Linked DNA regions of Homo sapiens: region 1 is linked to region 2. A link is a contact called in ENCODE Hi-C or POLR2A ChIA-PET data. All regions are on one chromosome and are shown on one strand. The core of a region is the stretch at or near the end of the contact, and the rest is flanking DNA. Distances in the headings are between cores, read along the strand shown. Region 1 overlaps TULP3 (TUB like protein 3). Region 2 holds the start of ITFG2 (integrin alpha FG-GAP repeat containing 2).

What was found. Hi-C counts contacts between places; a loop is a spot of excess contacts on that map. ChIA-PET counts read pairs that join two places held with the same protein, here RNA polymerase II (POLR2A). Pooled maps may share reads with other maps.
Region 1: a pooled map shows a loop between it and region 2 (2.4-fold over the local background). The contact joins the enhancer-like site here to the promoter of ITFG2 in region 2. A Hi-C loop is called at or near these places in 1 of 50 pooled maps. POLR2A ChIA-PET finds 5 or more read pairs at or near these places in 5 of 52 experiments (AG04450, HepG2, WTC11 and 2 more).

The regions. Positions count from the first base shown.
Region 1 is chr12:2,921,956-2,926,621 of GRCh38, reverse strand. TULP3 (TUB like protein 3) reads right to left here. Exons shown (of 11, transcript NM_003324.5): 4 at 4,220-4,360. Among named protein-coding and RNA genes, the nearest start is that of TULP3, 33 kb to the right of the region's middle. RefSeq lists an enhancer at 3,143-3,649. Within about 2 kb of position 2,386, at least 2 of the 41 ENCODE cell types and tissues checked have a DNase peak (open chromatin) inside an H3K27ac peak, as active enhancers do.
Region 2 is chr12:2,809,602-2,813,917 of GRCh38, reverse strand. ITFG2 (integrin alpha FG-GAP repeat containing 2) reads right to left here and starts at 1,250. Exons shown (of 12, transcript NM_018463.4): 1 at 1,062-1,250. The coding sequence starts at 1,157. It overlaps ITFG2-AS1 (ITFG2 antisense RNA 1), which reads left to right and starts at 994. Exons shown (of 4, transcript NR_146317.1): 1 at 994-1,356. RefSeq lists enhancers at 974-1,223, 954-1,703 and a silencer at 1,334-1,423.

The DNA.
Region 1 (4,666 bases), core at 1,137-3,636, 110 kb before region 2:
CCTATTGTTTACTTGAAATGGATGAGGAGTATGGTCTGTAATTTATATCTCAAAAGAGTTGTTACTTAAAAAAATTATTTGCTTTGCAAAGGACACTTTTTCCTTCTGCTGTCTAAAATACTAACTTATTATTTTTTGAGACAGGGTTTCACTCTGTTGCCCAGGTGGGAGTGCAGTGGCCAAATCACAGCTGCTCAGTGCAGCCTCAACTTCCCGGGCTCAAGTGATCCTCCCACCTCAGCCTCCTGAGTACATAGGACTACACCATGTCCAGGTAATTTTTTTGTAGAGATGGGGTTTCACCAAGTTGCCCAGACTGATCTCAAACTCCTGGGCTCAAGCGATCCGCCCACCTCGGCTTCCCAAAGTGCTGGGATTACAGGCATGAGCCACCACACCTGGCACCCCCCCTTTTTATTGGTAGCAGAAAGGCAGAAACTCCTGAGATATCACTATCGTATGGCTATCTTCACCTATTACTATGCTTTCAAATGCCATTTTAATACCAAGAACTCAGTTCCCGTGAATCTGTCTTGAGAGATCAAAGATCTCTCTGAAACTTTTAAGACAAGCAAATTGGACCCACTTACAGGGACATAATCTGCCAAACTGACACTTCTTAGAATTTAATCAAAACAGCACTTAATGGGTTTTATAGTCAAGATGCAACCTGTTGAGACATGAAAAGGCGTTAACTCACCTGGCACTGGAAGGCCAATTCTGAAAACGAACAGCCATTTCATAGAGCAGTGCACAAGGAGACAGTGTGGTGTTTACAGTCAGGGATAAAGAACCAGACTAAGAATCAGAAAATCTAAATCTGCCACTTTTCAGCTAGTTGACTCAGGGTGAGTAATTTAGCTTTGGTTAAATAGAAAATTATTTTTGCTCCGACTCATCCTATCTGTCCAACGCATATCTTTCACTTTCTTTTGTTGTAAAAATAGTGGTAGTAAAATAATAGGAAAGTACCATGGTCACCTTCATGTTAAAGACAGGAAAACTGTCTTTACAAACCCCCAAGGCACTATTACAACTATTAAATCAGATGAGGTAGTACATGTCAAGTGCCTGACACATGATGGACACTCACAATGTCAGGCTCCAGCTACTTCCCTGCTCCCCTAGCACGTAGGCAGACACACATCCTTCTTTGTTCAGCGGAATCACCCCCTCCCTTCCTCCTGGTACCTCTCTTGTCTCTTCTCATTGCCCTAGCAGAGCAATTCTGCATCTCCCCTGCCTGTGCTTTTGCAAACACCACACTATATTGGAACTGGAGGTCAGGCCATCATCAGTCAAACGATCTCCTAAATAGCTTTCCTGTTTCTGGACTTCCCCCTTCAATTCCTTCTTTCTGGTACACAGTAATTTTTCCACAGCTCAACTGTGATCATATCATTGTTCAGCTTAAAATTCCTCACAGGTTCTTACTGCTCTTTTTTTTTTTGAGACGGACGGAGTCTTGCTCCGTCGCCCAGGCTGGAGTGTAGTGGCGTGATCTCGGCTCACTGCAAGCTCCGCCTCCCGGGTTCACGCCATTCTCGTGCCTCAACCTCCCGAGTAGCTGGGACTACAGGCGCCCGCCACCACACCTGGCTAATTTTTAGTAGAGACAGGGTTTCACCGTGTTAGCCAGGATGGTCTTGATCTCCTGACCTTGTGATCCGCCCGTGTCGGCCTCCCAAAGTGCTGGGATTACAGGCATAAGCCATAGCGCCCAGCCCTATTTTTTTTTAATTAATTTTTATTTTTAATTTTTATTTTTTGAGACAGGGTCTCACTCTACACACAGGCTGGAATGCAGCAGCACAATCTTGGCTCACTGCAGCCTCGAACTCTGGGGCTCAAGCAATCCTCCCACCTCAGCCTCCCAAAGTGCTGGGGTTATAGGCATGAGCCACTCCACCCAACCCAATTTTTTTTTTTTTTTAATTTTTAAAGACATGGTTTCATTCTGTCACCCAGGCTGGAGTGCTGTGGCATGATCATAGCTCACTGCATCCTCAATAACCTGGGCTCGAGCAATCCTCCTAGCACAACCTCTCAAGTAGCTGGGACTACCAGTGTGTACCACCACACCCAGCTAATTAAAAATTTTTTTTTGTTAGAGACTGGGTCTTGCTATGTTGCCCTGGCTGGTCCTGAACACCTAACTTCAAGCAATACTCCCACCTCAGCCTCTTAAAGTGCTGGGATTACACATGTGAGCCACCATGTCCAGCCTTCTATTACTCCTTAGATAAAGTCCCAATTCCTGACATGGTCTATTAGGTCCCATATAATTAGAGCCCACTTCCCTCTCCTGGCTCATCTCTCTACATCCCCCTTCCTACCCTATGACCACACGCCCTGAGCTGCTGCCATTCTGAACTGGCCAGCACCTCTTCCTGAGTCAGGCACTAGCTCAAATATCACTTTCTCTGGGAAAGTGTCCAAGTGGAGTGAGGCGTCAGGCTCTCTCAGCACCTTGATTTTCTAGCTCTAGCCTATTTAAGTGCATGAAGCTTCAATTAGAATAAGCGCTCCATGAGGGCAGGAACCATGCTTACTCATGTATCCTAAGTACCTAGAATGTTGCCTCAGATATGGTATGTACTCAAACATATTTTCTTACTTTACTTCTGTTGTTGTTGTTGTTGAGACGGGGTCCTGCTCTGTAACCCAGGCTGGAGTGCAGTGGTGCAATCGCAAGCTTAGTGCAACCTCCACTTCCCAGGCTCAAGCCATCCTCCTGCCTCAGCCCCCCAAGTAGCTGGGACTACAGGTGTGCGCCACTGCACCCAGACAATTTTTTTTTTTTTGCATTTTTTGTAGAGACAAGGTTTCTCCATGTTGCCCAGGCTGGTCTTGAACCCTTGGACTCAAGTGATCTGCCCGCCTCAGCCTCCCAGAGTGTTAGGATTATAGGCATGAGCCACCATGCCTGGACTCAAAACATACTTTCTTTTTCTTTTCTTTTTTTTTTTTTTTGAGAAGTTTCACTCTTGTTGCCCAGGCTGGAGTGCAATGGTGCAATCTTGGCTCACTGCAACCTCTGCCTCCCAAGTTCAAGCAATTCTCCTGCCTCAGCCTCCAGAGTAGCTGGGATTAATAGGCACCCACCACCATGCTTGGCTACTTTTTTTATATTTTTAGTAGAGAAGGGTTTCACCATGTGCTGGTCTCAAACTCTAGACCTTCAGGTGATCCACCCACCTTGGCCTCCCAAAGTGCTGGAATTATAGGCGTGAGCCACTAAGCCTGGCCAAAACATACTTTCTAAATAAGTGAATATACAAATTTGTTTAAACGTTCATTTATTATGCCATTCCGTGGTAGAATCTCCTGATTCATATATGCCAGGACCTAGCAATGTTTGCCTAATGCAAAGTAGGTACCCAATACATATTCATTATTGGGCTTCAGTTTTCTCATCTGCAAAGGGGATGCTTAATCCCTTCTCATTATAAAATTATTTTTCGGCTGGGCGTGGTGGCTCACGCCTATAATCCTAGCTAGCACTTTGGGAGGCCGAGGCGGGCGGATCACCAGGTCAGGAGATTGATACCATCCTGGCTAACACCGTGAAACCCCGTCTCTACTAAAAAAATACAAAAAATTAGCCAGGCGTGGTGGCGGGCGCCTGTAGTCCCAGCTACTCAGGAGGCTGAGGCAGGAGAATGGCGTGAACCCGGGAGGCGGAGCTTGCAGTGAGCCGAGATCGCGTCACTGCACTCCAGCCAGCGCGACAGAGTGAGACTTTGTCTCAAAAAAAAAAAAAAAATTATTTTTCTAAAAAGGAAAGAAGACTACAAGGGACCTTTGAAATGTATGGGAATATTTATGGAAATGAGAGCTCCAACTAGAAGAAAGGCTATCAATCATCACCAACTATGAAATGGAGGTGGAGTAGAGGGGTTGAGTGACAACTCTGTCAGAAGAAGAGGGTGGGAACTGAAAATAGTCAAAAAGAAACAAACAGTCATCTATGGCCATCTATGGCAGCTAGTATTTTATATTTAATTATCTTCTTTTTCTCAGGCAACAGTATAAATACTACCATTGCTGACAATTACCAACATTCAGATGTAAAAGATGCTAAACACTGTCACCTCTGTGAGGCCCTAAGCCATGAGTCATTTTCAGTCATGTAGATTGTTACCCACAATGAAAAGAAAGGAAAAGATTACAATTGAGTAAGGAGACAAATTGCCTTAAAATCATTACCAGTCCTCACCATGCTTTTGGAGACGCTCCTGAAGTCCTGGCTTGGAAGCAGTATCCACGGTGTTTTCAGCATCTTCTTCCACAACAGAGGAGCTTACTGATGGAGCATGAACTTCGTCTGGTTTCAGGACAGCAGCTGGACCATCAATACCTAAGGGCCAAAATAAAATGAATTTTAAAAAAGGAGCAAAGTATTATTCACTAGTTGGGTAGATTTGGCATATGTGATCAGAATTAAGAACTACCAAATCATTTTATCTGCCCTCCTTTCTTAACATCCATAAGAACATTTGTTAAGAGAGAAGGTCAGAACTGGTGTTCTTTTTTTCTGAGACAGGATCTCACTCTGTCACCCAGGCTGGAGAGCAGTGGTGTAATCACAGCTCACTGTAGCCTCGACTTCCTAGGCTCAAACGATCCTCCCACTTCAGTCCCCCGAGTAGCTGGGACTACAGGT
Region 2 (4,316 bases), core at 1-2,500:
CATAAAATTGGACTGCTTGGCAGTTCATGAAGAAACACGAAAGCCCAGAAAACATAACACAAATTTATGAGAATAACTCTTTCCTCCCCAGAGAGGGTAGAGCCAAAAAAGGCCTCATAAGATACCTTCTGCATCACAGCACTAGGGGGCGGTGGGAAATAAGTACAGGACAGTTAAGGAACTGTGAAGCAGGGAGGCCGAGTAGGAAGATAGGGCAGAGGGTAGAAGGGGGCAATACAGTGCTTTGCATTAGAACTATGAAATAGATGATAAATGAAAAGATAAAGTCTGCAAAAAAAAGAGCATCAGACACTATTCCCTTTAATGCTCCACCGGAGAATCCTCTCCATACTTTAGTCAATGCATCTCATTACATTTTATTATCCGGTGACTATTACACAGCTTGATTATGAGCTATCTGAGGACTGGAACTCTCTCGTTCATTTTTGAATTCCTAGAATGTAGCAGAGTCCTTGGTGCATAATGAGCAGTTCAGTAAAGATTTGCAGAAAAACAGAATAAAATACTAACACCACCACCACCACCACTAACACTTAAGTGAGCACTAAACTGTGTGCCAGGCATTGTTTTACCTGCTTGACCTGTGGTAATTTATTTAAAAAACGAGAAGGGCTGGGCACGATGGCTCAGGCCTGTAGTCCCAGCACTTTGGGCCAACATGGTGAAACCCCACCTCTACTAAAAACACAAAAATTAGTCGGGCGTGGTGGCGGGCGCCTGTAATCCCAGCCCCTTGGGAGGCTGAGGTAGGAGAATCGCTCGAGCCCGGGAGGCAGAGGTTGCGGTGAGCCGAAATCAAGCCACTGCACTCCAGCCTGGGTGACAGACGGAGCCTGTCTCAAAAAACAAACAAAACCTCCCAAGGAACAAAACCAACCACGAACACTGAAGCTATCAATAAAGTTTTTCTCTCTAGCGCTCCAAACTAGCCACAGCGCGCATGCTCACGCTCACGTGGCACGCTCGGGCGGCCTCTTCCACTTCCCTTGCCCCGTCCCTGCACAGATCCAGGCTGTCTCTTGCGGTGCGCATGCACCTACCGTATCGTTATCAACGTCTCCGAGGCAGATTGCGTGCGGGAAGAGGCTCCCGCTGAACTCCAGCGCCACGCGCTGCACGTAGCTAACTGACCTCATGGCACCTCCAAGAGCAGAGGGAGCGGAGAGGCCCAGTAAATATTCCCTGAACCCCCGTCGCGACAGCCGCCAGAGCGGAAGGCCACCTAAGGCAGCAAGTTACGTCACTGCCTGAACCTCCAATCTCTGCCTCTTCCTCCTTTAACCTTACAGAGGAGGCGGGTCTTCCGGGCTTGGAGGCGGGCTTCCCAACTCTGATGTGAGTGACAGGCCCACGGGCCACTCCTTTTCTCCACAGGGCTGCAGACCGTGGGTAAACCAACCCTGACGGGGGTCGATCTGTTCCCTTGGCAACAGGGCTCCCAAGGGCTTGACCTAATAACCTTGACCTTTTTCCTTTGTTTCCCTGGCAATGAAGATTCCTAGCCATCAGACCATTCCTGAGAATCTTACTAATCTTCGTAATAACTGATAATTGCATGGTTTTGAAAAGTGTTTTTAAAAAACTACCCATTAGGAGTGAAAACAATGTAGTGAGTTGCAATCAGCATATAAAAAATTAAATACAATAGTAATATACCAAGTGACTCCCAGGTAGTAAGGTAAGTACAGTTTTTGTGAAACTCTTGTTTCAATTGTATATACTTATATGTGTATACTGGCTTATAATGTAAAAAAAATTTTTTTTTTCAGTGTATGTGTTTTCTGGTCAATAGTTTAAAAGCCACCTGCTGCAAAGCACATTTCACATATTTCACATAATTAGTTCAGCCACTATGCGAGCTTTTTTTTTTTTTGGCTGAGGAAAACAGGTTCAGCAAGATTAAGTAAAATGGCAGAAGGAAGGATTGTGGGGCGGGGTGCGTGCTCAAACCAGAATTGTTTGATCCCAAACCCTAGGGCCTCTCCATCATTTACTATCATAGTTCGTAGGAGAGTCTTCAGGCTGGAAGTGAAGGTTGCCTGGATTCCGGATCTGCTCTGTCTTGTGGCCCCCCAGCACAAAGCTCTTGCATCTCAACCTCAGTAGCCTTACTCTTGTAGCACAGATGGGACTGTCACTCTCATGGCTGGCTTCTTGGGATACTTTCTTTCCATGTTGAATCCAGTTCTGCCTTTCTTTGGGGTGCCTCGTCAATCAGGGCAATATTTATGAAATCATACAGGTGTTCAATACATTTTTAGATTTAGGTCTAAAAACCCAGGCTGACTCGCACTTGGTGTTTCAAAAAAAAAAAAAAAATGATTCTACCTTATCTGGGATTTTGGACCAGGGGCTGTTCCTTTTTATCTTTTTTTTTTTTATTTTTATTTTTATTTTTTTTTGAGACAGAGTCTCGCTCTGTTGCCCAGGCTGTAGTGCAGTGGCGCAATCTCGGCTCACTGCAACCTCTGCCTCCCAGGTTCAAGCAGTTCTCCTGCCTCAGCCTCCCGAGTAGCTGAGACTACAGGCGAGCGCCACCACGCCCAGCTAATTTTTAATTTAATTTAATTTAATTTTTTTTTTTTTTGAGACGGAGTCTCGCTCTGTCACCCAGGCTGGAGTGCAGTGGTGCGATCTCGGCTCGCTGCAAGCTCCGCCTCCCGGGCTCAAGCCATTCTCCTGCCTCAGCCTCCGGAGTAGCTGGGACTACAAGCGCCCGCTACCACTCAAGGAGAATTTTTTGTATTTTTAGTAGAGACGGCGTTTCACCGTGTTAGCCAGGATGGTCTCGATCTCCTGACCTCGTGATCCACCCGCCTCGGCCTTCCAAAGTGCTGGGATTACAGGCATGAGCCACCGGCGCCCGGCCGCCCAGCTAATTTTTGTACTTTTAGTAGAGACGGGGTTTCACCATGTTGGCCAGAATGGTCTTGATCTCTTGACCTCTTGATCTGCCCGCCTCGGCCTCCCAAAGTGCTGGAATTACAGGCGTGAGCCACTGCGCCCGGCCCCTTTTTTCTTTTTCTTTCTTTTTTTTCTTTGAGAGTCTTGCTCTGGAGTGCAGTGGTGCGATCTGGGCTCATTGCAACCTCCGCCTCCCAGGCTCGAGATCTTGTGTCTCAGCCTCCCAGGTAGGTGGGATTACAAGCGTGAGCCACCATGCCCGGCTTGTCCCTACTTTCTATGTCTGTACATAGTGGGAGGAGGCTGGAGGGCAAGACCTTTTCTTGGGGGAAGGGGGTGGCAGATTTTTTCCTAGATGTCCCAGTGGATCTGACAGCCAGGTAAGAAAGAACAGCAGGTCAGAACAGTAAACTGGAGGAAGTCTGGACAAATACTGGAGACTGCAGATATATTCTGAAGCTGAACTGTGTTACAAGTTCATATTTCTGGTTGTGTACTGTGGGATGGCCAGGTCCATTAAAAGGCACTGGGTCCCACAGGTATTCCTGGTGCTTTGAATACATTTTCTCATTTACAGAGCAGTTGCATGCTCCCTCACCCCGTGTTCTACCCCATCTCTATTCTCTCATCCTAGTTCAAATCCTAAGCTTCATATTAGGCCTTTAAGGGGTGGGAAAACCAAAACCAGTATCAAAATGTTCACCTCTAGGTTGGCTGTGGAGGCTCATGCCTGTAATTCCAGCACTTTTGGAGACTGAGGCAGGCAGATCACTTGAGCTCAGGAGTTCAAGACCAGCCTGGACAACATGGCAAAACCATGACTCCACCAAAAATGCAAAAATTAGCTGGGCATAGTGGTGCATGCCTGTGGTCCCAGCTACTCAGGAGGCTGAGGCGGGAAGATCTCCTGAGCCCAAGAGGCAGAGGTTGCAGTGAGCCAAGGTGGTGTCACTGCACTCCAGGCTGGGTGAAAGTGAGACTCTGTCTCCAAAAAAAAAAAAAAAAAAAAAACTTTACCTCTGAAATGGTTTTTTCTTTCTTTCTTTCTTTTTTTCTGAGGCAGTCTCCCTCTGTCACCCAGGCTGGAGTGCAATGACACGATCTCGGCTCACTGCAACCTCCGCCTCCCGGGTTCAAGCGATTCTCCTGCCTTAGCCTCCTGAGTAGCTGGGACTACAGGAGACTGCCACCACGCCCAGCCAATTGTTTTTGTATTTTTAGTAGAGACGGGGTTTCACCATATTGGCCAGGCTGGTCTTGAACTCCTGACCTTGTGATCTGCCTGCCTCGGCCTCCCAAAGTGCTGAGATTATAGGCATGAGCCACCACGCCCGGCCTCTGAAGTGGTTTTAAAAAAATATATTACTAAATAACTCAGAACAAGAGATGAG